Linked DNA regions of Homo sapiens: all the other regions are linked to region 1. The links are chromatin loops, found by intact Hi-C in ENCODE. Cell type or tissue: ascending aorta. All regions are shown on one strand. Links, peaks and the distances in the headings refer to the core of each region. The heading gives the core; the rest is flanking DNA. Region 1 has its middle 15 kb from the start of LINC00399. Region 2 has its middle 21 kb from the start of LINC03061. Region 3 holds the start of LOC105370356 (a long non-coding RNA gene).

What was found. Hi-C counts contacts between places; a loop is a spot of excess contacts. Peaks named below come from ENCODE experiments on the same cell type or tissue, not always from the same donor. Only the 100,000 strongest peaks of a DNase experiment are listed, where the experiment ranks them.
Region 2: a loop joins it to region 1, with 1.9 times the contacts of the local background. A loop is called at or near these places in 3 of 110 quality-filtered maps.
Region 3: it touches region 1 in a loop (2.3-fold over the local background); 5 of 110 quality-filtered maps call a loop at or near these places.

Annotation. Positions count from the first base shown.
Region 1 is chr13:109,380,411-109,391,218 of GRCh38, forward strand. No RefSeq gene overlaps it. Among named protein-coding and RNA genes, the nearest start is that of LINC00399, 15 kb to the right of the region's middle. In ascending aorta, for the core only: no CTCF peak of the experiment used is centred there; a DNase peak (open chromatin) is centred at 4,210.
Region 2 is chr13:109,238,937-109,249,744 of GRCh38, forward strand. No RefSeq gene overlaps it. Among named protein-coding and RNA genes, the nearest start is that of LINC03061, 21 kb to the right of the region's middle. In ascending aorta, for the core only: no CTCF peak of the experiment used is centred there; a DNase peak (open chromatin) is centred at 4,855; H3K4me3 peaks cover 850 bases; H3K27ac peaks cover 1,861 bases.
Region 3 is chr13:109,152,332-109,160,331 of GRCh38, forward strand. All of the region lies in intron 32 of MYO16 (myosin XVI), which reads left to right. LOC105370356 (a long non-coding RNA gene) reads right to left here and starts at 7,457. Exons shown (of 5, transcript XR_931717.3): 1 at 7,361-7,457. RefSeq lists enhancers at 3,320-4,519, 3,927-4,477, 4,478-5,027, 7,018-7,523, 7,524-8,000. In ascending aorta, for the core only: a CTCF peak has its summit at 3,364; DNase peaks (open chromatin) are centred at 3,090, 3,950 and 4,390; H3K4me3 peaks cover 1,855 bases; H3K27ac peaks cover 2,172 bases.

The DNA.
Region 1 (10,808 bases), core at 1,173-9,172:
TTCACAGATCCTGTATCTGCAAACTTGCCTCCTCATTAAAATGTATTTGTAGCCCCCAAGTCAATACTCATCGTGCTTTCAAGGTCATTCACGGACATGTGCAGAGTGGCCAAAATTCGAGTCAGCAGCTGAGGCTGAACAAGGCGACATTTTGCCTTCTTGTTTCAGCTCTCATAATGTAAACAAGTGTCCTTCTTTTGGTCCATTTAGGGGCACATTGTCCACTTCTGTGATTTTTATTGATGATCTTGCTATTTAAAATGGCTCCCAAGCTAGTGCAAAAGTGTTGTCGAATGTGTCTAAATGCAGGAAGGCTGTGATGTGTCCGAGACAGAAAATACACCTGTTAGAGAGGCTTCATTCAGGCACCAGTTAGAATGCTACTGCCTGTGACTTCAGCGTTGATGAATAACAATATATATTAAACAAGGTGTCTTTAAACAGAAACACACATAAAACAAGTCTACATGTTGATCAGCTGACAAAAATATTGTGACCAGAGTCTTGAAGGAAACGAACTCTGGCTTTCCCCTAGAAGAAATGCTTCAGTATTTGCTAATTCTGGGTTTGTGTTGCCTTTATAAAACATAACTACGCCTAATAATAAGAATCATTTATACTATAAAACTTTTGATCAATTATGTATATATTGTCAACTCCGTCTACTTTTATATATTTTAAACTCTCTTTCTGCAAAATATGACTACAACTGGCTTTTCAGTAAAGACAATACTATCTAAAATATCATTTCTTCATTTTATTTTGTTGGACTATTGAGTTTAGGTACAGTAAAAGGGTGAGAATGTTTTTGTTTCATTTTGCTTAACCTCCCTCATCAAATTGGTGAGGTCTTTGGGATTGAGAATAAATAAATGCATACATACATGCATACATAATATTATTCACTTTTGTTTCTAAGTGCAAGGAAATATAGGTTAAATTAAAGTCATATGTTCATTTATTCCAGTTAAGACTAAAACTGGAAAAACCATAAATTAATGAAAAGTAACTGAGCAAAAACGATTGTTTGTGGAGATTATTGCATCAGAGAGCTAAACTAGTAAACTGAGGTGGGGAAGTTTAGAAAGAATTTATTGCAGAATGTTGATGATAAAGAGAGGATTAGGAAACTTAAAACCAAGTCTATGTTTAATTACAGATTTCAAGTCTTTTAGATATTTTAGCTCAAACCCCTAATTCCTCTCAAGGCAAAGTATTGGTGTTTACTGTTCTTGATGGCTGATTTTAGCAATTCTTCAAAGAATGAAGGAAAATGTGTGGGTGCCCAGCAAGTTGGAATTCATGTGTGTTCCATAATCTTTGTCATGTTTTCCCAATGATGACTCGAACCACATGCTTTTTAAATTCCATCTGGTTAGAGAAATTAAGAGCAGAGACTTTCTCCATTATTTCAGTTCCCCAACTGGAGAAAAACAGAGCATTATTGTTCAAAAGAGTGAGTTTTTCTAACTGACTTACCAAGGAGAATATTCATATTGTTTAACAAGTTCTCAAAATGCATGAGAATCTTGAGATTTTTGAGATTCTGACTCAGCCAGCCGTTCTCGTTTTTGTTCTTGTTTTTGTTGTCTTCTCTAAAATGTTCATAAAAACTTCCTGTCTAGAAGGCACGTTTGTGTGAGATTCCAGATTGCTTGGGTGGCTGTGGTAAGAACTGAATGTGGGCTTTAAAGTATTCCTATGCAACCAGAAGAATGCAGTCTTTGTTCAACATTTCCCTCTGTAAATCAAAAACCGCTCCCTGTCCCAGGAAAAGGCACCCCTCTTTAGGTACATAATATCCTTTTTTCTGCCCCCAAAAGCCCATAACATCTGACTCTGCTCTTCACTCCCTGCAGCTCTTCCCCATCCCTTGGCCTAAGCAACCCCAATGCAAACTCCTGTAAGTTTGCTGAGACAAACAGGGCGGTGCCTGAGTCAGCTAAAGGTTCCGTTCACTGCTAAAAAGTATAGGCTGGTGGCTCACACCTGTAATCCCAGCATTTTGCGAGGCCGAGGCGGGTGGATAACGAGGTCAAGAGATCGAGACCATCCTGGCCAATATGGTGAAACCCCATCTCTACTAAAAATACAAAAATTACCTGGGTGTGGTGGTGCACACCTGTAGTCTCAGCTACTTAGGAGGCTGAGGCAGAAGAATCACTTGGACCCAAGAGGCGGAGGTTGCAGTCAGCCAAGATTGCGCCACTGCACTCCAGCCTGGTGACAGAGTGAGACTCTAAATATATATATATATATATATATATATATATATATACACACACACACACATACACATATATATATACACATATATATATACACATATATATATACACATATATATATACACATATATATATACACACATATATATATACACATATATATATACACATATATATACACACACACACACACACACACACACACACACACACATATATATATATATATATATATATATATGGTGGGTTATCACCATGGACTGTGGAGTAGAGCTGTGAAAAATGAACATCTTTTCATATTTCTGTGAGACCAGAAAGAAAAAAGAGTGGAGAAGATGATTGTTAACAAAACGTGACTAAAAGTGGAGAGCTGAGCAAAGAATCCATTAGAAAGGAGAAAATACAAGAAAAAGGATATTAAGGAAGAGAAGAATTGTAAGAGAGGTTGAAGAATCAGAAAGCCAGGCTCAACACTGTTCCACTTAAGTCACGTGGCCTCAGCATCACTGTTGCTAAAGAAAAAATGACAGTACCTATCTCATAGGATGGTTGGGAGGATTGGGTAGATGATGGTGGGAAGTACCTATCTCATAGGATGGTTGGGAGGATTGGGTAGATGATGGTGGGAAGTACCTATCTCATAGGATGGTTGGGAGGATTGGGTAGATGATGGTGGGAAGTACCTATCTCATAGGATGGTTGGGAGGATTGGGTAGATGATGGTGGGAAGTACCTATCTCATAGGATGGTTGGGAGGATTGGGTAGATGATGGTGGGAAGTACCTATCTCATAGGATGGTTGGGAGGATTGGGTAGATGATGGTGGGAAGTACCTGTCTCATAGGATGGTTGGGAGGATTGGGTAGATGGTGGGAAGTACCTGTCTCATAGGATGGTTGGGAGGATTGGGTAGATGATGGTGGGAAGTACCTGTCTCATAGGATGGTTGGGAGGATTGGGTAGATGATGGTGGGAAGTACCTGTCTCATAGGATGGTTGGGAGGATTGGGTAGATGATGGTGGGAAGTACCTATCTCATAGGATGGTTGGGAGGACTGGGTAGATGATGGTGGGAAGTACCTGTCTCATAGGATGAGTCTTACTGCAGACCCTGGAATGCACCCATTTCTCACCTGGGCAGTAACAGGGGGGCAGCCCTCCCTGCTGGAGCATACAATGCAGGACATCACATTCCAAAGATATGTTAGAAAACCCCAGGCGATTTCAGGGAGAAGTGACTCATATACTGAAAGGAAACAGAACTGTGGCAGTGGGAAATGAGACCCAGAATGCATAGCCTAATAATGAAGCAAGAAGTTAGACCACACACATTTTATACAACCCAAAGGCATGAAACCTAGACCAATGGGTGTCAATTCTAGGCAGGTAGATTCTAGCTAGAGATAAAACAAAACAAAAACAAACAAATAAGTACAACTACAGCAAGGACCTTGGGGGCTAAACTCAACTCTCTAAATGTGTAAGCGATCTGTTATCAGAGCTAGTAAATTCACCATTCAGGGATTAAGATAAGCAGTTTAAATAATTTGCAAGGAAGAGGTAGAGGCAATTGAAGCCTTGGATACAGCTTGGAGTATTATTATTTCCTTGTAGCACATATCGGCATAGAGTAGACCTGAGACTTTTTCCCTTTTGATGGAAGCCTGACCTGGGCCTCGGAGGTGCCTGCTGCCATTTGCAGACTCCAGTCCATGTGAGGATTTGTCTTGTTAAAGCAAACTGAAGATGGCCTGAGAAGGACTCCTACCTCTATATTTGAGTCCTCATGACGGAACAGTAACCTAGCTTAATAGGCAGACAAGATTGAAAACCAAACATAATAGTATGCACCTGTAACAATAGCTGAGTGTTGGCCAATCCCAGCGGCTATACTTCAACCACTCACAGACTGCTGAGTGTTCAAACTGTCTTCAAATAAGGCAAATGCCAAGGTGCAACCAAACTCACAGTTTCTGTACCTCACTGCCAATTCCTGTACGTCACTTTACTTTTTTTGTCTATGAATTTGTTCTGACCACAAGGCACTGCTGGAGTCTCTCCACATCTGTTGTGATTCTGGAGGCTGCCTGATTCGTGAATCATTTCTTTTTTTTTTTTCTCAATTAAACTCTATCAAATTTAACTTGTCTGAAGTTTTCTTTTCTGTTCTGTTTTTTTTTTTTTTTTTTCTTTGAGACAGAGTTTCACTCTCTCACTCAGGCTGGAATGCAATGTTGCAATCTCGGCTCACTGCAACCTCTGCCTCCCAGGTTCAAGTGATTCTCCTGCCTCAGCCTCCTAAGTAGCTGGGACTAAAGGTACCAGGTGCCAGGTTTATTTTTACTAGAGAGGGGGTTTCACCATGTTGGCCAGGCTGGTCTTGAACTCCTGACCTCAGGTGATCCGCCCACCTCGGCCTCCTAAAGTGCTGGAATTACAAGCGTGAGCCACCACACCCAGCTTTTGAAGTTTTCTAACAAGTCTGCAATGCCTCTGCTGTGCTAGCACCATGCACATCCTCAAGGCAGAATGAAAAGACACTGTCTCTCTTCTCACAAAATAAACTTTTATATGGATTCCTTTGTGGCCTCATAGGAAGTTTTAAAACTCCTGCGGGGAATAGATGATCCAAATCAATAGCATTCCTTCAGTTCCTGGGAGTGTTTAATGACACAATACAGGAGGACCAGATATCTTCCTGATGCGGACGCCCACAAACCCAAGGCAGCCTGAACTATTCAGGCCAGGGGAAGTGGGGGCCTCATGGTCTCATTCGGGGTGAGCAATTGCTATGAGTTGGCCAAGTTCCCAGGATGCTGGGGAACCACACAGGGTATAATGGTGGTTGGCAGCTCCTGTACTCTCTTTACTGCTCTGGACCCTGTAACTGTTGCAAATACACAGATCACACGCACCGCCTCGGTCAAGGACCAGAGTGGGCTCCTCTAATGTATGTGGCCTTCTGCGTTCCCTGGCTCAGCTTCCCTGGGTCAGATCTCCCCAGAATGGTTGCTTGGTTTTTACTTGGCTTTATAAGGTATGTCACAGGGGATTTTATAGAAACCAAAATTCTATTAATTTGTCCTTTTCTTTTTCCTGGCTATAAGTGTTGTCTCTATTATAAATAATGATTACTAAGAATTTGTTAGTGACACTGAAAATGCGCACACTCTATGTTAAGGGAAATAACCCTGATGTAAACTTGGAAGTTGTATGTACAGTGTTGGGAGAATTGAGTGAAAAATAATGACTGCAAACAAATTAGATAGCGTAATACCAGACACATACGGTTTAATAAAGACCAACTCTTATTATCTTACCATTTCCTAGCCATAAACATTCTTCCATATTTGAATTGGCTGTTGCTGCTATTAATTCTGGCTAAGACACGTTTCACATCCTCCTGTGGTTATAATGATGCCAGCGCCTCACCCATAGTGTTAACGCATTTCTTGCTGGCCCCGCAAGGGAAGAGACAGAGGCTCAGCCTGGGATAAACTGTGTACATCGTGGAAAGTAGCGTAAATTAAAGGCCAGCTAAAGGTGGATTAGTGCTTGTGTTTTGCCTTCCTCGTAGCATCTCAGCGTTAAGAGTAAGACATGCGGTAAACAGCGCTTCTTCAAATCATAAGAAGCAACGATGTCACAGAAAAATTCATTGACTTGGTGGAGGGAGAAAAGAGCTCATACTGTTACAGGAATCATTTTTTTTCTCTTATGGAGCCTTAATAAATATGAATTTAAGAGACACAATATCTGTTTAAAAATTAATCGCTTTGGTGGAATACTACTCAGCAATGACAGGGAATGAATGTTTGCCACCAAAACATGAATGGATCTTAAAATAATTCTGTGGGGAAAAAGCAGCCAGGCAAAAACGACCATGCATGACATTACTCCATTTATATATAATTCCAGAACATGCAAAGTAATCAGTGGTGACAGAAAGCTGAACAGTAGTTGCCTGGGGAAGGGGTTGAGCAGAGGCAGGGCAGGAGAGATTACAAAGGGGTGAGAGGAACAGCTGGGGGACTGGGTTATGCATTTCCTTCAGTGCAGAAGGGCCTATTGGTGTGCACATATGCCAAAGCTTATCCACTTGCACACCCTAGTTATGTGCCATTTATTATACGTGATTCATATTTCAATCAACCTGTTAAAGAGTAAATCTATATTTTTCTTCTCATAGAGTGGGTTGGGTGTCGACATACACTCATGGTTTGAATATTTCTCCAAATATTCAAAATATTTTGCCAAATTAGCCTCACAGATGGTTAGTTATCCCCAAACTCAGAGAGTTGTATATATTAAATATATACAGCTTTCCATGTCAATCAAACCTCGATGAAACGGTTTAAAAATAGTTTACCAAACCTAAAATCTTGCCAAGATTTTTTCCTACCACTTCACTTTCAGATCAGAGTGAATTTTCTCCTACTTCTCCTTGTGCCCTTTCATGGGTTCACGTCATTGAACCAGTTTTTCTTCACTGATGTTGCAAATGCTTAATTCAGGATTCAGTGATATATCCTCAAGTTTACTCAATATTTTAGGTACTTCTCATAAGTATGAACTGGGATAAAATGATAAAGACTGTTTTCTAAGTTTTCTCATGAAGTCTAATTTCCTTCTTTTTGGTTTCTCAAATGAAGGCTTCGTTATAGCATGTAGTTAAGTTTATAACACCTTCCTATATTAAACACTCAGGTGCCTACCTTCAAGAAAGAGAAGGAAGACAATGTTGTTAGCAACCTACTAAGTCAGGGACTTTATATGTGGCCCCCAAACCAGCTCTCCTTATGTTGAAGGCACTCTCGAGTCAGAGAGATTCTCTCAGATGTTGACTGAACGCTGCCAGTGTTGGTCGCTCTAATGGGAATTGGCCTGGGAAAACTGTCCTCCTGGGTGGTGAGTGCAGCGTTTTCAGGCACTCAGCAGCCCCAGCATGGCTTCCAGACACCCATGCAGGGTTTGTGCACAGCTTCCTCTCTGCAGGGATCTGATGAAACTTGCTGCGGCATTGGCACCACCAAAACGGTCACTGACCGAGGAAGACTCAGCCCACTGCCTTCCCACTCCACAGGGCAAGAGACAGCCTTGGTCAGCCTTGGGTATCAGAGATGGCCAGAATGATGCACCCTCTCGGTAGTCTTTTCCACTTTCCAGAAGGAACTTAAATTTGACTAGAGGCAAATATCCAATTGACTAAGGGCTCCACATCACTCAGCTTGCCTGTTTGGGGAGAAGTCTATATAATGAACTAATTTTAGTTCTTAACTTGCATGTCCATGAATGCAAGTTAAAGAAAGGCAAATCTGGTCTAAGTAAAATATCTTTTGCTATGAAAATTCTTCAGAAAATACTGTCTACATAAAATGTTCCTAGGCTTTATCCCTACATTTCACTTCTGAGAATGTATTTTAACTCTACAACCAAAAACACATATAAGGATTCATATAAAAGATGTAGCTGTTTATAATTTCGTAATTATAACAGTATTTGTAAGACAAAGTGAAAATATTTACATTATTTGTACTAATGAAAAATTGGAAACATCCAATTGTTTATGAGTTACATAAACCTGAAATGCTACATCCCTCCCACAAAATATGCAGGCATTAACATTTACTAAGAATTTTAATGATATGGAGAAGAACATACAGTAAGATGCTAAAGGATAACAATAAAAAATTGCATAGTTAATGTAAAGTTGTCATGAGAATTAAATGTACAAATCAGATAATGAAATTTCAGTATATACCACAGTGCCAGTACAGGGTGTTCAGTCAGTGCTATTATTTCAAATAATATACATCTGTGCATAAGAAAAAATCCAGAATATGAAACAAAATTTTCATATAGTATTTCGGGTAAATTTATTTGCATATCCTTATGCATATTCTAAATTTTCTGCAGTGAGTTTAGGATGCATTATTAATTGAAACAAACTTATTTACAGATAGGAGGGAAACTGATATCTGAATAGTCACAACTTAGGCCAGGCGCAGTGGCGCACTCCTGTAATCCCAGCACTTTGGGAGGCCGGGGTGGGCGGATCATCTGAGGTCAGGAGTTTGGGACCAGCCTGACCAACATGGTGAAACCCTGTCTCTACTAAAAATACAAAATTAGTTGGGCGTGGTGGCACATGCCTGTAATCCAAGCTACTCGGGAGGCTGAGGCAGGAGAATTGCTTGAACCCTGGAGGCGGAGGTTGCAGTGAGCTGAGATTGTGCCATTGCACTCCAGTCTGGGCAATAAGAGTGAAACTCCATGTCAAAAAAAAAAAAAAAATTGTCACAACTTTTCTTAAAATAGCAAATAGTTAATCCTGGCATCCACAAAATGAGATGGAAAAATAAAGTAATCATGTGGGGAGGTGGAATATAATATCACCTCTAAATCGACCTATTTTTCACAGAAGTAGTTGTTACTCATTTTATTGAATGACACAGTTATTCTGATAATTGTTGAGTTACTTAAATTTGCTGATTAGTAAACAGGAACTTAATGGCAAAAGAGTTTTGGCTTTCCAAAATTCATCTGTTGAAAGGGTAGGGTTGGGGAGAGGGGAGAGAGAGGGAGAATGCATACATTTATGTGTTTTTAAAATCATGTATTTTACCATGTTCCAGGAAACTTTTAAGGCAAATTGATTTGTGATGGGCTATCAACAGTCATATGTAAGTGAAAAATAAAGCGACCTACTGGAATAAAATGGCATCCTTCCACACCTCTCAGGAGACCACCTCCTGTATCTTTAAAGTCCACTGACTCTGCGTACTACAACTGATTCATAATTTCATGTTCACTGTAGACCTGTAGCGAGCTTGTGGGCCTTCTTCATCGCTTGATGAAGGTGGCTTTTGTTCCTGAGAATGTCACTATTCAAAATGCTGAATGAGCACTTGAAATCAGGAATAAATTATGAATTCTTTAGGGAACACTGTTCCCAGCAGCCCATTTATGGTGGCCTGAATGCATTTTTATTTCGTTTGTCACACAGGCCTTGCAGACAGTGGAGCCATGTGGTTTTCTGACTATAGACCTCTCTTCCCCGGGGCTTCCGAACCACCATGGAATGTGTCACCTGGAATTGAGTCCACTCCTCAGTTATTACTTAGTTAAGCATAAAACATCTGATTTGACTAGCCACTATCCATTCCCATAATTTGTAATGGAGTTGTTTTTCTGTGTCTATATTCATTTCCTGATACTTATAAAGAGCACTAAATCAATTGATAAACCACCCACAATAATTAACCAAACAAAGTGAAATCATTTGTTACTCAAAACATGTTACTCAAACCTGCATTATGACACAGGAGAAAAACCCACTACCCTTTGACAGTTATTGCTACACGATTGCAAAAGAGCAAGTGGGTGAAAGTCGTAATTTTTTTTTCAGACACTATATTTGCCAGAGAACATAGATTGCACCATTCCTGTTGCTCATACTTGTAACTCCATAATATGGGCTGTTTTCATAGGCAAATGAATTTGCAAAATCAGACCTACCCTTCCGGCCTACGCTGCCATCGCTACAAATATCAACGAAGTCAGCAAATAAACAATTCTCAAAGGAGCCTTCCAGCAAGTTCTGCTAGCATCACTGGATTCCTTTGGGAAGAATTATGCAACTGTTGTTTATCCATCTACCCCGTTAACCAAATCAATGAATATGTATCGAGCACCAACTGTGAGCAAGGTGCTGTGTTGGGTGGGGAAGAAGACACAATGATGAGTAAAACACAGTCCTACTGCTTTGGCGTTTAACTGTAGTACAGAAGGTAAATTATGGATGCAAGTATATAAAAAATATAGGAGAAGGTAAATTACTTCTAAGCAAATCTAAATGAAACCAGAAGCCCCACCCTCCCTTATCCTCCATGCAGAACTCAAAGCAGGAAAGGCAGGCTTCACCTCCCAGGTAGATTTCAAGCTTGCCTACTTCTTGACATTCCTCCTCCCTGCTGGAGCAAATGGCACTGGGCTAACCTTGGCTAACCTCCTTGATAGCCTTCCTGTATCTACTCTTGTCCACCTGCAGTAAGTTCTCCCTACTGCAATAAGCAAGATGTTTTAAAAGTCCAGACCTGATCACTGAAATACCTGCATAAAACTCTTCAATCGCTTTCCATTTATTTTTATTTTTATATTATTATTGTTACTTTTTTTTGAGACAGAATTTCACTCTGTCACCCAGGCTGGAGTGCAGTGGCACGATCTTAGCTCACTGCAACCTCCACCTCCCAGGTTCAAGCAATTCTCCTGCCTCAACCTCCTGAGTAGCTGGGACTACAGGCGCCTGCCACTACACGCAGCTAATTTTTGTATTTTTGATAGAAACAGGCTTTCACCATGTTAGCCAGGCTTGTCTCGAACTCCCAACCTCAAGGATCTGCCCATCTCAGCCTCCCAAACTGTTGGGATTACAGGTGTGAGCTACTGTATCCACCTCTAGTTTTTTGTAGAATAAAGAACAACATTCCCACCCTGGTCTACAGTGTCATAGGTAATCTGGCCCCTGCCTGCATCTCTAGACGTATGCTGGGCCACTCTTTTCCTACTTTACTCTGC
Region 2 (10,808 bases), core at 1,260-9,259, 140 kb before region 1:
TGCTTGTTTTACTATTTGTGTGTACATATATGCACATAAGGAGGAATACAGAGCAAAACATATAGGAGGATAAAATAGAGGACTGAAAGATAGATGATGACTAGTAGATAGATGAATAAATACTGGAACACAAATTGGAAAACTACAGTTTTCCTTATTTTTTCTATTTTCTTTCCTGTACTCCTTTTATGTAGATGTATAGTAAGTCTAAGTGTCAGTAATATTTACAATCAAATTCATAGGTTGTAGGATATTGAATCATGTTGTGATTTAAATGGAAGAAGAATAAAAGCCATCTGCAGGTACACTACAAGGCTCATGAAATGCTGGGTCTACTTTCTGAAGAAAGAGAGAATTGGTCTCTAGACAGGAACGTGCTGTTGTTACTACCGTTGCTTCAAATTTAAGAATATAAAAGACACCAATTTCTTACCTTTCAGATTTATAAACATTCAAAAGTTCACTAACATGTTCTGATGGCCAACACAAAATGCTACAAATACTATGTAAGGCAATTTCGTCACATCTAACAAAATTACATGTGCCCTTGACCCTGCAATCTCATTTCTACTCATTTATGTTGAAGGGCACCTTTTCAAATCTAAAACAACATATGCACATGGTCAACCATTGCAGCATTATCTGCAACAGCAAAATATTGGTGACAATATTCAATAATAGGAAACTGATGGAATAAACTATGATATCTCCACACAGTGTTGTACTACATGCATCTGTTTAAAAAGAAGAAAGGAAGATCCTACAGCTTGATAGGGAGTGATTTCAAACATCCATTGTTTATTGAAAAAAAGGAAATTGGAAAAGAATATATGACATATGCTATACTTTATGTCAGAAAAAAGGAAAACTAAAAAGACTATATATTCAAACCTCATGAAATATTATAGACGATCAGTGAAAATGGGGTGGAAGTAATAGAATTGGGAATAAGAAATCTGAGTATCTTTTCTTACATAATTTTTGACTTTTGATGCATCTAAATGCCTTATATATTAAAAAGTACAAGTTAATCAAAATAATAAGTAAACTCTAAAACTAAATAAAAACTGATGGAAGTGAACCAAGATTTAAATCAAATTACTAACCATATCACATATAATAAAAAAATTAATTCAAGTAGCTTTTGAACAAGTATTCTAACTATACATCTTTACTAGAATATAGTTTAAAGAAATCTTGAACTTAGCCACTCTGTTGACACCATGGTATTATTAAAATTATTCTGAAGCTATTTTGTATCTATTTCAGGGTTGAACAAATGAGTTTCTATGTTGATGTTAGGTATCTCCATTCTCACTGTAGGAGAAGGGAGATACAAATATAGAATGAGGAAAGATGAGGAAGAAGCCCGTGGTTTCAGATTTGATTTGAAGGTTTCAGAATAAGGCATAAAAACATCCCTTGCTCTAGCCTCTGAACGCACCTGGAAATCACAAACCCCAGCAGCAGTGCATGCACCTCGCACACAGAGCTAGGTTGCTAAATGGTGGATTTCACCTCTGGAGCAGAAAGAATATGTGGTAAGCCTGGAATAGCTTGTTGAATCAGAAAGCAAGGAAGTAGTCATGACATCAGAAAACAGGAGCTGGCTTGAAACGGCTCCCATTGGCCAAACCGAGGACTCTTCATATTAAATTTTTATGAGGAACACAAAATAACTGATATTGACAGTTTACATTTCAAGCAAGTAGAGAAAAAAATTAAAAACTGAAAATCTAATCCAACTAAATAACAAAGAGGCAGGAATTAAAACATGAGTAGGCAATTTAGGAGCAATGTTGATTAAAAGGGAGGATACCAGAATTCTTCGAACACACAAGAAATCATAGTAAATGTGAGTAGATACTCACTTATGAAAAGGTGGTGAAACTTAAATTGTATTTTAAAAAGAAGGAAGAAAAGGGAAAGGAGAAAACAAACATCTGAAATAGAATTTTACGTCAGAACATGGTATAATTTCCTTCCCATATGCTGAGTGTTTGCGCATGAAATATTTATTGCACTGACATGACCCTCAGTATGCCCAACAATAAATGAAGGGTAATATTTATATCTGCCATAGGAAGTAAAAATGCATAGTAAATGAAATGGTACAGGTGAAAGTAGCAAACTGTGCAAACATTAATTATCATTATTCTATCTAGAGTTACTACTACTTTGTTACTTAACTATTTATGGCTCTCTAATAGCAAAATACTTAACTTTTGCTTTTCTTAAGTGATTTAAGACAGCCCTGAGGTAAAGAAGACAAAAGAATAAATATGCATCCCATTTGCTCTCCTATTTTACTTCAGGAAAAGATAAAATTAATAGGCCAGTCATCATGATGAGCAAAGAAGTCTGATACGCATTCATCCATAGTGAACGTGGACAGGAGCCATAGGAATCTGGATGTGGCTTTTGGCTTAGTAGTTAGCTTGCTATTTTTGGAAAGAGAGAAAGAGTAAGAGAGACAGTTGGGGACAAGGAGGTGAAAGGCTGTGTAGTACATTTCTAAACAATAGCTTTAAAATGTTATGATCTTATCATAAGGGGATCATAAGAGGATAATTGATGCTTTTGAAAAAATGAGATAGAATAGCCAAAAGATTGTTTTGTCCCAATCAGAAAGTATAAAAGATAGAGAAGACAAGTCTCTAATCAGAGGGAAGAATGAAACTTACTCAAAGTAAAATAGTAAATTTTATGAATATATACATAAGTTTACAGAAAAAAATACCAGAAAAGTGACTTCAAGAATCAGCTGAGATAGAAACATATGCCCATCATCTTCAAAGTACGCACTGACACTTATCCCCTAGACAGCCATTTCTTTTTGAATGATGACAATAAAAATGATTTGAAATTGGGAATAAAGCCCTCCCTCTAATGATTTGACAGTGTTAGACCTTGCCTAGGGCAAGCCTAAGGAAAAAGACAAAGAAACACAATGAATTCAGAGTGCCAGAATTTATCAAAGTCAAAATAGTATCTTCTTAAAAATGTAAGTAAGGCTTAAAAGATGATATAATAGAAATGAACATCTAATCTGACCAAGTGGGGAATTAAGGGGGAGGTATGGAATCTGTGAATGCATATTTCTTCCAGGATAGAGCACACCAGTGAAGGTGTCAAAAGATACTTTGAAATCTAAAATTAAGGCAATAACTGTAAAATGAAATTTAAGACATTGGTTTATGAGTCTTTATAAAATCTAGGAAAATCATGAAATCAAATCAATTAAAAAGGCCCTTAGATGCTGCTGCATTGCACATTTTAAATACAGACTGCCATTAAAGCCATTCTAATTAGACAGATAGTGTCACTTTTTTCAAGTTTATTTGTTATGTACTTGTTTCATCTATAATGACCTTTTCCCTCTGATTATTCTGAGAAAAGAAAAAAAAATATTCAAAGTGAATGAGTTGCTAACTGATAAATTGCAAAGGAAAAACGTGGCTTCTTGTTGCAATCAATTAATCCATATTTTGAGCACTTATGACATGGTAGATTATATAGTTTGGCTCTGTGTCCCCACCCAAACATCATCTCAAATTGTAATCCCCATAATCCCCATGTGTTGAGGGAGAGACCTGGTGGGCAGGTGGTGATTGGATCATGGGGGCAGTTCCCCCATGCTATTTTCATGATACTGAGTGAGTTCTCATGAGATCTGATGGTCTTATAAGCAGCTCTTCTCCCTTTACTCATTTGCTGTCTCTCTCTCTCACCTGCTACCATGTAAGACGTGCCTTTGCTCCTCTCTCACCTTCCTCCGCAATTGTAAGTTTCCTGAGGCTTCTCCAACAGTGTGAAATTCTGAGTCAATTAAACCTCTTTTCTTTATAAATTACCCAGTCTCAGGTATTTATTTATAATACAGTGTGAAAACGGACTAACACAGTAGACTTGCAAGAGTCCTGCGGTTCACAAAACCAAGAAGTCCAGAGCTCCAGATCATGGGTACGTAACAATCTGGACTGTTGAGTAAAAGAATAATAGCAGTAAGGCTATTGTTCTAGACCAAAATCTAGCCATTACGAGAACATGTTGCTTGGAGATGAGATTAAATAACTGATAGAACACAGAGGAGGAGGAAGGGTACATCCCAGTTTGCCATGTGCCATGAAAACTTCGGAGAAGTGAAGATCAATTACGACTGATGAGATAATTTAATGCAAAGAGCCAGGTAAAACGTCTGCAAGCATTTTAAAACTGTGTATGCGGGACACCAAAGAAGAAATAATGTCCTTTTGAATAAGCAATTAGAGAAATGCATTAACAACTAATGAAGGAGTGAATTATTTTGTGCGAGCTCAGATGTTTTTTAAGCTACCTTTGGTGGTTTTCATCCACCTCCGCATTTAATCTCATCTCAGGGTACCAAGTGTGTTTCTGTGCTCCTCCCCTGGCTTTATCTGAGAGGACAAGTGGGCCTGGTTCATCCAGATCTGAACTCCCCTTTTTGCACTAATCCCAAACCCAGTAGCAACAAAAATGCTTTCTTTTTGACCAGATGGAAATCCGAGGCTAGCCTAGGACATGACATGCATTTTAATCCAATGACTCAGCATAGGAGGACTGGATCAACCCAACTCTAGTGAAACCAGGTCTCTCTTTCCTGCTGTATACATTGGGAGGGTGATCAAAATCTGTCCACCTTATTTTAAATCAGCTGTGGGTCACCACCACACTGTTTCCATGAGGTCATTTCTTGTTCATCATCCACTAAGGCGTTTGCCACGAGCAGCAGTAAAAAGCACAAAGGACAGAAAGCCCTCGAAAGGAGAAAATGAAATGCAACACAGCCAGCTCACATACTTTCCATGCCACAATCCCCACCACCTAACATTCCGTTCTCGTCGATGAGGAAACAATAGAATGTACAGCCCTGTCACTGTCGCTATTAATAACTTGGAGGGCTTCCAGAACCACACGGGTTCAGGGGAATATGCTGTCCTTAGCAGTCACATCAATGCTTAGGTATCTCTTCATGAGACTGTGCCTCTGTGTCTCCTGCCTGCCATGTGTGAAAGTTCTAATTTTCAAGTCACACATAAGCCCTGATTAGTGGTGATAAGGCAATAAGGAGGACCGGTTTTTTTGAGACTATGAAACCACAAAGAACTCTGAGTTCCAAAACACTCTATTAGCACTTTCCAGTCCTATTTTAGAAAACCAATGGGAAAAATGTAAAATGGAGTGGGCTGGGAAATTTTTTCATCAAAGTATAATTGTAATTTTAAGTAGGAGTTTTGTATTTAAAGCCCTTAATGGCAAGCGTGATTAAGAGAAGCTTGGCTTCACTGTTTACAGCAAACCTTGATTAAATACAAACAAGCAAATGAAACAAAAAAGAAAAGAAAAATGAAAAGAAAAAAATCTTTCTGGAGTGTCCTGGGGTCCTTAGCCAGGAGAATTATCTTGGAGGGGAAAAAAAAAATCCATGGAGTCAGCCATCTGTCTCTATCCCCTTCCTTCCTATTTTCTTCAATTCTTTGTCCATCTGTATGATTTGCCTACACTGGTCTGTCTTTTGAATTTCAGCTTTTCAAAAAGCAGATACCACACCAGCTTATTTTATTTTCAGCATCTATCACTGCAGGCTTTATTAAATGTTAAGGAATAATAAGACCTATTATTGCACTGCGACTCCCTGGGATTTTTTGTAAGTCAGTAAGGCCCAGTGTCATGTGTTTGCATTTTCTCTGGGCTGTAGATGCCAGGAGACCAGGACCATTAAAAGAGGAGGGAGAGAAAGGGAAGGTTGGCGGGTTATTATGCACTCTTGGGGGTTTCTTTCCTACAACGCTTTCCCCTGCTCCCTTCTGTTCCCGCTTCTATAAAAGGAGTAAGCACACAACAACCGTCATATAAACCAACATCAGAAAAGCAAAAAGAATTCATCTGTCAAGAAGAAAGAGAAAATCTGTTACGGTTACGAATGGTTATAGCAAAGTGAGTAAGGAGAAGAATGTTGGCAATAAATGGGAACTTATTTTATTGCAGAGGGTCCAGCTCTGTGCTAAGGGAAAATCTGCAAAGTCTTAAAGAAGCAGAAGCATGATGGAGTGAGTAGGTAACACTTACCTGACAGCCTAACACATGGCAGGTGGTATTTGGGGAATGAGTCTGTAGACGGGCAAGGCTACGGAGAGCAAACTCAATGTCGCCACATGGATTGGAGAAGGGTCTGTGGGAAAGTTCACTCTCATGGAAAACAGTTCTTATAATTATGAAATAGTTTCATTGTTCTGATTGAAATTGAGCTGAGTTTACTGCCTCCCCCTTCTCATTTTCTTTCTTCATCTTTCTCCCACTTCTCTTCCTCCGTTCCCTTCCCTTTCTTCTTCTTCCTAACTGCCCATACAAGTAGCCATCGTCTGCTGCATAATATCATTAATTCAAAATGATCTTTCTTATTTCAAATAGGAAATGTCACTTTGAATTAATGTGAACTATGTCTCCTATCATCCTTTTTACCTGACAATAATATAAGGCCATGTGTGACTCTCTTTATTTTCTTATGTTCATGGATTTTAAATAAATTCTTTTCTCTCTTAGAAAACCATCTATTGGAGGGTGGTATCAGGTTCTCCCTAGTTTTGCACTTTGCTTCTTACCACCTCTTCCTCACCTATATTTGATTTTGTTTACTATTTAAAAACAATTTGACTGTCTCCTTCTCTGGTGATTTTCCAACACATATCTTTTCCCCACCTCTAGACCATGTGAGGTACATCAATATGTATCAATTATTGCACTTAGCATGTGAGATTACAATCTATTCATTTGTTTTGTATTTTGGTGAGTGGAGGTGTTGTAACACTGGATTATACAATCAAGATGGAGGGGCATTTTTAAGAAAAGGAATACAAAATTGTTAATGCAAAATTTGATATATGACAGAGATTTCTGCTTCTCTCCAAGATGGAGTAGAAAGACTGGATTTATCCTCTTGCATGAATTTAAAAAAATGACAAAATATATACAACAAAGGTTTTCAAGACACAGGATATGAGGCATCTGTCCTTGCGAGAGAGAAAACAAATGAAATAAGCTCCAAAGACTTGTCCAGGTTCCGGCCTTGAGAATTTTACAAACCACAGATCAGGAAAGGGGAGCTGAGGTGTGTACTGGTGGTCCCTCTGAGTTGAGTAGGAGGAGCTGGAAGACCACAGTGACTACAGTTCACAGGAGAGGGCTGCAAGGAGGGGGCTCTTCAGGGTTGCAGAGGGCACCCTGGGGTCCTCAGATGATTAAGGACATGTTTCTGCATGTGAGAAAGCCACCCAAGGCTGGGAAATAATCACCCAAAGGATTAGTGGTAACATTATCTGACACTCACAAAGGTCAGAGAACAATGCCTCTTCCCTTGAGCTAGACTTGACAATGTCCTGATTCTCAGGGCACTGGGTAGAGTGCATAGAAGTGTCTTGTCTGAGTGAAGGGGGATAATTAGCCTAAACTGAGGACTACTCCAACCCCTCCCAACAATTCTTAACAGGAAGAATCAGTTTCCTAGATAATTAACTGTATACTAGAACCAAAATGAAGAATATTTATATAAATACACAAGTTTATAGCACCCAAAAAGATATAATTCATAATGTCTGACAATCAATCAAAAATTACCATGCAGAAAATATAATCATTAAAGAATAGAAAAATCAGTCAACTGATACTGATCCAGAAATGACACAGATGTAAGAATTAGCAGGCAAGAATATTAATACAGTTATTATAACTATACATTCAAAAAGTTAAGCAGATATATGGGAGACATAAAAAAAAGAACCAGTTCCTAATTCTACAAATGAAAGCTGCAATATGTAGGATGAAAAATACACTGAATGAAATTAATAGCAGTTATGTATTTAGAAGAAAAGTTAGTGAGTTTTAAGAAATAGGAATACAAACCATTCAATATGAAATATAGAATATAATTTTTTTTAAGTATGTTAAAGAGTACCAATGAGCTCTGAGAAAACTTCAAGCAGCTTAAAACACATGAAATTTAACCCCCTAAAAGGGAGGAAGGGGGACATACTGGAAGATAGAATACCTGAAAATTCTCTACATTTGATGAAAATGAGAAACTTGCAGGTACAAGACACTCGACATACTCAAAGCATAAGAATCATGATGAAAACTGTACTAAGGCAAATCAGAATCAAATTGTGCAAAAACAGTGATAAAGAAAAAAAATTAATAGCAACCAAAGGAAAAAGATTCCATGTAGAGGAACAGAGATAAAGATGATTGCAGATTTCTCATAAGAAGCAATGCAAGTGACAAAAGAGCTGGGAAACATCTTCAAAGTACTGAAAAAAAAGTCAATTTAGAATTCTGTAACCAGCAAAATACCTTTCAAAAGGAAGCAGAAATACTTTTCCAGACATACAGAATGTGAAAGAATTTGTCACTAGCAGAATGTTAAAGGAAGTCCTTCAGGCAGAAGATAAATAATACAAAATTGCTATGTGAATCTACACAACTAGATGAAGATCACTGGAAATAACTACATGGAAAAATCTAGAAGATATTTTTATTTCAAAAATATCTTTAAAAGAAAATTGAATTTTTTAAAATGCTGTGGTATTGTGGGATTTATAACACCTGTGTAAGTATAATGTATGAAAATAATAGCACAGGCCTGGAGAGGAAAAATGGAAATATACTATGGTAAGATTCTCTTGGTATGTGTAAAGTGCCATCATATCATGGATGTTAGACTGTGATACATTAAAATGCATACCATACACCCTAAATATACCAGTAAAATAAATAAAATGTTATATTTATATAACATTACACATATTATCGCATGCCATTATATATATAACATTATTATATCTATGTAACATACCAGATAAAGTAGAATTATAAAAAAATGCTCAATCTAAAAGAAGGCAGGAGAAAAATGAAAATTAAAAAAGAACAGATGGGACAAGTAGAAACAAGTAGCAAGATGGTTAGTTTAAACCTAACCATGCCAATAATCACACTAAATGTAAATGCTCTAAATATCCCAATTAAAAGATGGAAATGATCAGATTAGGCAAAAAACCAAGACCCAACTCTATGCTGCATAAAACAAACACACATTAAACATAGACACTAAAAAGTTTAAAAGTAAAGTATAAAATATACATTATACTATAACCAATAAAAATAAAACTGGAGTGATGGCATTAGTATCAGATAATGTAGATTTCAGAGCAAAGAATATCAAGGATAAAGAAAGTCATTTAATCAAAGGCTCAATTCATTAAGAATAAATAATATTCATAAAACTTTATGCACATAGCAATAGAGATTATAAATATACAAAGCTACAAATTACATACTGACAAAGGTGTTAAAAGGAAAACTTTAGACAAATTAACAGTCTAAGTGAGCAAAGAACAGTTCACGATTGGGCACTACCCAAACCAGAATAGGTTCAGAGCAACTCCAGGGTAGCCACATAGTCAGATAATATTTACAGACAAAAGAAAAGTGATGTACAGAAAACAGAAGGACAGTCCAGAAACAACTGGATTGGTTACAGCTCCTAACATTTGCTTGTTTGAATATGGTTTGAACAGCTGGCTGCCTGTGAGTGGCTGAAACTCTGCGATTGTACAAGAGTAGGTTACAGTCTGTTTACACATCCAGTTAGGTTGCAGCTTACTACGTGCAAGCTTTGGTGCCAAAGTTAAAATATGTAAGGAGGCAACTTCAGGCTAAATTTAATTTAACAAGGACATGCATCCAGAATATGTGTGGAACTCAAACTCAGTAATAAGAAATCAAACAGCCCAATTAAAAAACTGGAAAAAAGATTTGAGCAGATACTTCACCGCAGAAGATATGTAAGTTGCAAATAAACACACAAAAAGATACTCATCAATAGCCCTTAGGAAAAGAAAAATTAGAACCCCAATCTGATGCCACTATACATCCATTTGAATGAGTAAAATTACAGATTGTTAATATCAATTATTGGTGAGAATGTGAAGAACTTAAATGTTCATACACTGGTGTTAGCTGTGTGAAATGATAAATTACTTTGGAAAACAATTTAGAAATTTCTGAAAAATGTAAACATACATCTGTCAAGTGATCCAACCATCCCTCTCCTTCATATTTACCCAAGAAAAATGAAAGCAGATGTCTATACAAAGAGTTGTAAGTGAATGTTAATAGTGGCTTTTTTTGGTAATAGCCCAAAACTGAAAACAATTTAAATGTCCATCAAAAGGTAAATGAATAAACAAATGGCTGTCCATCCATATAATGGAGAGCTACTCAGCAATAAAAATGAATGAACCATTGATACACACTACCACGTGGTGACTCTCAAAATAACGAGGCTGTGGGAAGAAAAATAGACCTGAAACAGTACAGACTCTATTATTCCATTTATATTCATTTTTAGAAATTGCAAACTAATCTATAACGACATACATTGGAACAGTGGTAGCCTGAGGACAGGGAAGGGGTGGATTGAATTACAATGGGACCTGAGGAAACTTGGGGGCTGATGAATGTGCTTTCTCCTTTGATTGTTTTGGTAGTTTTATAGGCATGTACACATGTCAAAACATATCAAATGATATACTTTAAATATATGCACTTTATTACATGTCAATTATATTTAATTAATGCTCTTGGAAAAAGAAAGGGAAAGATTAATTACAGGGCTCAGGAAAGAGCTATTGCAGGTGACAAGGCATAGAACTTAAATTTTAGAAGCTTAATAATAAACATTTCTGTTTACATATATGTCTATCTTGTTAGTAAAGCTTCCAAAACATTCATCT
Region 3 (8,000 bases), core at 1-8,000, 230 kb before region 1:
CACACCCTATTTGCACCACATAAACATTAGCACAACTAGAGATCTGGTTGAATCACTTACATGTCATTCCAGACAGTAAAACTCTAATCGTGAACATTAATTTCACTGATGTAGTTGCAGCTTAGTAGGGGGTCGCCACCATTCACTTACCCAGGCTTGAAGTTATCTCTAATTTAGAGGTTAGGGACAGTGACACAGGAAAGAGGCTCTGTGCTTTATATCTGGAGATGTGGGATCATAAAAACGTCTTTTTAATCTGATGATCATTAAAACACCCGGTGATGTGGCACAGCTGCTAATCGGAATACATTTCCATTTCTGCGGGGATTGAGCATGTCTTCGGAACCCTCTGCAATAGCTTTAGAAACAAACGTTCCTTTTATCAGGTGAGAAAACTACCCTATGGCATGCCTCCGGATATGTAGTTCTTCCTAGGCTACAAAATATCAGAGGTTAACTTCAGGCAAAATGATAAAACTAGCAGTAGTATTTCCTATTACTATCTGCAGTTTGCTTCAAAATTTCAAAAAGGTTTCGGAAAAATCACTAAATACGAAGGGCACACTTCATTCATTTATTCCAAGGAATCTATTTGGTGCCAGACATTGCATGGAATTGTATGGATTTTTAAAATGAAATGTGGGCTCTCTCTTAAGCAGACCATGGCAAGGAAACTTGAAAACTCCGACGCATCCAGGGGACGAGACTCACATTTTACATAGAGATACTACTCGGGATTCACAAAACACGACGTATCCATGACGCTCGTTCAACACTGCATTTTTACTCATGGTATTCTGTTCTCTTTCATTTTAAAGTGCGTGTCATGACCCACTAAATTGATTTCTCAGCTCACAAATATGTCCTCTGAAACACTGGTCTACAGGGGAGGATTTATACGGGCAAATAGGAAACAAAATCTCCAAAGAGAAAGCATCAGAACAAGAGGAGGTTGTCCTCTTGTGTGCTAGAAGCCACTGTGTGCCTTATCCTGCACAGTAAAAGGATTTTTCAAAGGGCGTGATCAAATTATGTTTTGGAGTAACTGTATCAGAATAGCTATAGATATATAGATATAGAAAGGATAGATTTTTTTCTTGCTATTTCTATGTTCATTTACATGTGAACCTACGTACTTTAGAAATGATTAATCTGGCTGGGCGAGGTGGCTCATCTCAACACTTTGGGAAGCCAAGACCGTCCGATCACCTGAGGTCAGGAGTTTGTGATCAGCCTGGCCGACATGGTCAAACCCCATCTCTACTAAAAGCACAAAAAGTAGCCGGGCATGGTGGTGTGGGCCTGTAGTCCCAGCTACTTGGGAGGCTAAGGCAGGAGAATCACTTGAACCCTGGAGGTGGAGGTTGCAGTGAGCCGAGACTGCAGCACTGCACTCCAGCCTGGGCGACAGGGCGAGACTCTGTCTCAAAAAAAAAGTGATTAATCTGGGCTGATTAATTACTTAAGAAATTAACAGCTAGGCTAGGAGAAGGGAAACCCCACCACCGACCTGCCTGGCCACCTCATGGTGTCTTCCTGTGGTCCCTGGTGAAGTGTGAATCCACTGGAAGCTTAGGCTCAGCCTTTCTCTACTGCGTCCCAGTCATTTGTCCTTCCTGAGTGACTGGCACCTGCCCTGTGGCCCATCAGGGGAAATTGGGTCACGTGAGCACGTAAAGAATTAGTCACTCCAGCCAATCTACCACCAGAAAGAGATGCAACCGCTACGGCTATCAAAGACACGGTCCATGTAGCTCTTCCAGAATTTCGAGAAGAATTTGAATCTCCATAGATATTTTAAATTTATTTTTCAAGGCCTCCGAGCTCCTGGCTGGGAGCCAGTGAGTGTGGGCAGGTGGGCTATGCTTCAGCTGGTGTCCACAGGTGCTGCCACACTCTTATTAAAATATGGAAATGTCTTGATGCCAGCTGGTGCAGGGCTGCTGCCCTGAGCTCTCAAGGTCCCCACGTCCATCCCACCGCCTTGGGTGGCCTGGCCCGGGCCTGCCACGTTTCTCCTTGGTGAAATGTTGACACAGCAAAATGCTCAAGGTCGATGACTCATGCTCGTTCCGATGGGCCCTGGTCTGTGTCTTTTTTTGTTATTAAGTACTTTAGATGGGTAAATTGGTAATGAGTTCTGAGCAAGGGATTTGAAAAGACCTCACATCCACCACTGCTGTAATTTTTCTTTTTCTTTCTTTCTGTTTTCTTTAATTTTTGCTGTTTCTTTTTTAGCAGAGGACAGGCACCACTAGCTTACCATCCAGGCTGTAGGTGTCACCAACACGAAACACTCCCAACAGAAGAGCAGGGACGTTATCTTCTCACCTTTGCCTTCTGGGGAAAGTGAGGAGGAACCATTTCCCTCCAGGAAAACATATGTTGCTGACACCGACCGCGTACTTGGCCACACATCGTGGCTCAGGACTCCTGGATTTACGTTACCACCTGGCATTGAGGAAATGTAAAAATAACAGCAATATAAATAACCTCATGACCTATAAAAGTATGCATGAGGAATGGGGCTCTGGGCCAAGCAGGCATGTTGTTTAGGTATTGCATACTCGGCTAATTATGAAAAAAAAAAAAAAAAAAAAAAAAAAGCTACCCAAGTACAAGAAAAGGAAAGGGATTGAAGTGATTTTTTCCCCTTTATGGCAGGGACAGAATAAATGGGCAAAAAAGGATTCAGTTAGTTAAATTTAAAAGGAAATTGGCACAACTTAATTTTCTGTGCATTTTTGGGTACTGAAAACCTTATTTATACTGACAGTCATTTTTTAGCTTTACTATCAATGCATTCTTCCCTTGCTCAGCACATATGTTGTTGAAGACATCGCTCTGTTTCCTACTTCAGTTGGTGTTTTCTAGCACAAACCATCTCCTTCGACTTGGCGGGGGGGTGGGTGACAAGAGTTAGGAGTGAAGGAGGAGCAGACATTTCCATTCCTCCCCGCTTAACCTGGAGGATAAGTATCTGCGGCACTCGCTACCAGAGAAGAATGCTTAAAACATAAGTTCAAGAGGAATTTCGATCTACTCCAGGGTGGTGATTTCATAAGGGGTTATTAACAAGTAGGAAGGAATGTCGGGAGCCCAGCCCGAGACATTTAAAGTCAGTAGAGGGCCGGGCAAATCCAGTTTCTCAGCACACGCAACCTTTCCAAGGTCTGCAGTGATGTATTTTTCTGTTTCTTAAGTAATCAATGCTTATAGAAATATGACCTGTCCACATAGTGTGGGTAACAGCTGTGTCACAAGAGTAACTGCCTGGGAACCCAGTTCTCTTCCCAGATCTCCATCACCACTAGACTCAGACGCCCTCTCTTGATATATTTCTGCAAGCATTCACAAAGGGATGATAAAATCTGTTGCACGTTTTCAAAAGGCAATTAGAATTGTGCTGTTCAAAACATGCATAATTGCAGTGTGTCACCTCCATGAGTTTAACACATTTCCCCTGTAGCAGTCTCCACTCTCCTCACATCCACCCATCTCCACTGAACTCTCTCTTCTTGAGTTTCAGATTAGCCTCTGTGGTTCTTTACATCTGAAATTCGTCTTTCTGAGAGGCAATAACACAAATATTTGGATTATGCTATCATGGAAAGGAAAGAAAATTCTATCATGTAAAAGAAAAAACATATTATGTAAAAGAAAACAAATCACTTCCTAGAAGCTTATAAAGTAGGATGCAGGTCGACTTGAGAGGGGTGTCAAAGCCCTGTTTGCATTTCTTCCTCATGTGCAGTAATACAGGGTTTCAGAGAAATCTATATTTTAGAGATTTAAAAGGAGTTGCCCTGTGTAACACAAACTAGATTTGGTTTAACACAAGCTAGACGCCAATTTCAGGTCGAAGTGCTTGTATCCAAATTTAATTACGCACCATCTATGTGTATCTGCAAGCGCTGTCGAGCTGCGACTTCTAAATTTTACAAACGAGAACTTGAGAAGTGGTGGGAGCCTGCCAGGCACCTCTCTCTGCATTTGTACTTTTCCTTAATGCCAAGTAGGAAAAAACAAGCACATTCCCTTCATGCAATAGCCTTTCTGAAGAGGAATTTTCCTATAGAGTTTCAGAATGAGTTATAGCCAGTATGAGTAATGAGTTTAAAATGTATTTTCACATTTTTTATGCCTTACATAGCACTCTCAGTATTAAGTCAGCCAAACAGCTATAGTTTGTTTTTCTCCTGCGTTACTGAAACCCGGATCCCATCTCATAGGATTCTAAAATACACTCTAATCTGATCTCTAGCGCAGGTACCTAAGAGAAAAGTGGTGTTTTCAGCATCTTGTTGGGGAAACATTCCATGGCTCCTTTCTCTCCCCTGCTTCCTGGCCTTTCCCCAGCACTGACGCTGTCAGCCGCCCTGCGTGCCACACAGTCCTGCCCTCTGCCAAGGCTCCTGGCCTGCAGCCCCTCCTGCAAGCCCACATCTGCCCTCCTGCACGCCCACATCTGCCCTCCTGCACGGCAGTCACCTGGGCGTCCCCTCCTGCTACCTCCTCACACTCGAGAGTGTCTCTTCCTTGAAAATTTCTCCTTCCTGAGAGATTTTTAAGTCTCTCCTAGCTGTTTCCTTTCCAGTCCTAATAAATTCTCTTCTTCAAAAAATTGCCACTCAATTTAATCCTCAGGCCTGCGGCTGTCACTTCAAAGTCAACAAGTACAACCCCAGATGCACCCTGCTCTTCAGGTGGGAGCTGCTGCTCTGAACCACGCCCCAGCTGTGGTCCCCATCAGGTCCCAGTTCTCCCGCTCAGTGGGATTGAACTCAGCTTCCTCCTGCCTTTCCACTCCTCCTTCTGCTTCCCCAGCCTCTCCCCTGACTCTCTTTCTACTTCTAATCTCTCCTCAAGGTCCATTCAGCTGTATACTTTCTTTGCTAGATTAGTATTTACAAAAAAAAAAAAAAAAAAAAAAAAAAACCTTATTCTTCACAGCATGCCCTTGCTCAAAATACTTGCTGGAACCCAGTCCTGTGATGCTCATAGACTCCAAAGCTCTCTGCTCCCACTTCCCGGTGCGGAGGTGTGGGCAGAGCCAGCCTCCCCTCCCTCACGAGTGCAGTCAGCTCTGCCTCTGCGGCATTCCCTTCCTTTTCCCTCCCCCTCTCCACATTCCGTCCTCAACTCAAAATCCACTGCTTCTTCCTCCTGCCTACACAACAAAGGCTCACCTGGCTGCTCCAGCCCACTCTGACCTCTCCTAAGAATTCCTAGAGCATTTTGCAGAGCTCCCATCCCAGCCCCCTGGCCCTTTGCAACCTTAACACATGCCTTGAAGGCACCTTGAAGACAGTCCCCCTTAGAGCTGAGTCACCACAGAGAAGCCTGGGGAAAAGCACCCCTTAGAATGCACCCTGGATGTCCCTGTCACATGGGTTGGCATTATAAGTGTCAAAGGCTTTAACAAGTGAATAAAACCGTCAAAATTAGCTCAGCTGAGCAGGATGCGAGTCCCACAGTGATGCGTCAGATTCTTCATTCTTCTATACCCCTCAGGATAGATGTAGTCCCTTTTCTTCTTGCACTTACCCGGTCGTCATAAATTCTTGTCATCTGCCGTGCTCCATAACCCCTCTAAAATGTGAGCACTCAATGGATTGTTTCTTTCGGACGAATATTTCTTTAAGTTCTAAAGTAAATCTTAGCACCAGGTTTGGACCTTGTAGGACGTGAATACCTGTTGAATCAGTGGAGAGCTCCCTAGCTTGGGGGAGGAATATAGTTTGCTCATGGTCCACCCCTCTTCCTTTCTTCTTCATTCAGCTCTCATGTTCCCCAGAGTGGCCACTGCGCTCCAGGGCATCTCTTTGCCTTCCCAGGGCTGAACCACGTGCTGTCCGTTCTGCCAGGTTTCTTGTCACTCTTGGTTTGGAGCAAGGACTCATCTTAACTCCCATTATGCTCCCTGTCTTTCTCCAGCTCTCCCAGAATTATTCAAGGACATTTCTCTCTCCCCACTAAGAAACGTCTCTCCACTCTTGCAGAGTTTTTGCATTCTTCCTTAAGAGAAGTTCCTCTTCTCGCCTTCCATCCTACCTCCCCCTCCCTCCACAAAATCCTTCCTGTGTCTCCTCTCCCAGACACATCCCTGATGTTAACTTATTCATACCTCTCCTGTCATGGCAAACTTATAAAACAGTCTTGTTACTGTCTGAGGAGTTGGACTTTTCCCATAAAACATTTCCAAGGTGAGCCGGAGGTGACGTTGCCTTTGTAGTCTCATCCAGTGACCTCACACCTATTTCTCCTCCCGCCTGTGAATTACTCAAAGGTAAAGATTTCATCATGTAGATTATGGCTAGAGGCTCTATGCCTGAGACCCATTTTGGTTTTTGTCCAGAGATTGAAGCATATGCAATTGGGGAAAGGTGAGCTTTTTTAAAAAAATAATAATAAAGATGAAAAATGAACATTTAGAGAGTTAAGTGGACATTTATTCAAAATGAGAAAATAAATCAAAGTATACGTTTACAAAGTATTACAAATGTTAACTGTTTGTACATTGCTTGAGTCCCTCCCTCGGCCTTGGAAGAGGCCTGGGGAAGATAGGGGTGCATGGAAGCCCCTTCACGTAACTACGGGTCAACCCACTGTGCCCACTCCAGTCACCAGGATTCCAGAGTCACACTCAGCACAGCCAAAGCATGCCAACATTCATCAAATTGATTTTTATCTCCTGATATTACAGATTGTAAAGCAATGTAAAGTACAATTTTAAAAAACTATGTATGGACCTTGTGTCTTTGAATTCTCAAACCATGGGTCAGGAATCAGTTTCAAACAACCATAGGTCCTTTCTCTCATAAGTTAACAAGCTTAGGTAGAAAACAAACAGCTCCACTCCATTGCATAAAAGAAAATATTCACCTCATGCAATGAGATATTTTCCTTATCTTATAATTTTAAATAAGTAAAGATCAGCACTCAAAGGTGGATTAACACTGAAAGTGCTTCCGTAAGTTGTCAATCTTGTGTGAATGGGGAAAAATGATCATTGTGGTGCGTGGCTTTACTGTACTTATTTGCATAAAATTTTCATTTAGTAAATGTGCAAGCTATTTTACAGGTATGGAAAGTGTAGCTCCTTTCAGAAAGAGAATTTCTATAGCAACATTATTAAAACTAATTTATTGTTCATTCATCTTTTTTCTTTTTCAACAAATATTAATTGAGTGCCATCTGTGAGCCGGGCTCTATTCTAGGCACTGAAAATACAACGCACATTGTATTTGCCCACATTCCAGAGGAAGGAGACACAAAACAAACAATTGGGCTGTTCTGTGCCATGCAGTGAGAAGGACTGTGTAGAAAACTAAAGCAAGGAGTGGGGACAGGAACTGACCTGGCGAGGAAGACAGGTGCTGTTTTTCAGAAGGTCATCCAGAAGGCCTGAACACAGTGCAGCTGCCATGCCCTGCTGGACGCTGGAGAAGGAGAGAGAGGCTGGGAGGCTGACAGGGCCGGGAAGGCAAGACCGAGGCCAAGGCCTAAGGCGTGTAAGGGGGGCTGGGGCCCAAGGCCAGCAGGAGTCAGGGCATGCAAGGTCCTCTCAGCCTCAGGAAGCCTTTGGATCTTAATGTGAATCAACTCAGAAAGCAGCAGAGAGGCTGGAGTCGGGAATGACATGATCCGACTTATGTTTTAAAGCGAGGTTTCTCGGCCTCAGTACAATGGACATTCTGAGCTGGATACTATAATTCTAGGTTGGGGGACCGTCCTGTGTGTTATAGGATGTTTTGCAGCATTTCTGGCCTCTGCTCACCAGACGTCAGTAGCACACCCCATCGCCCGGTTGTGACAACTAAAAATGTCTCCAGACATTGCTGAATGTCCCCTGGGGGTCAGAAAGCACCTCCTATCAAGAGCCATGATTTAAAACAGAATCACATTGACTGGGAGTGATATTTCAGTTATATAAAAACTAGCACAAGACAACCGAATTTTTTGTATCAACATTTAGAGATTTGCTCTCGCTAGATTAA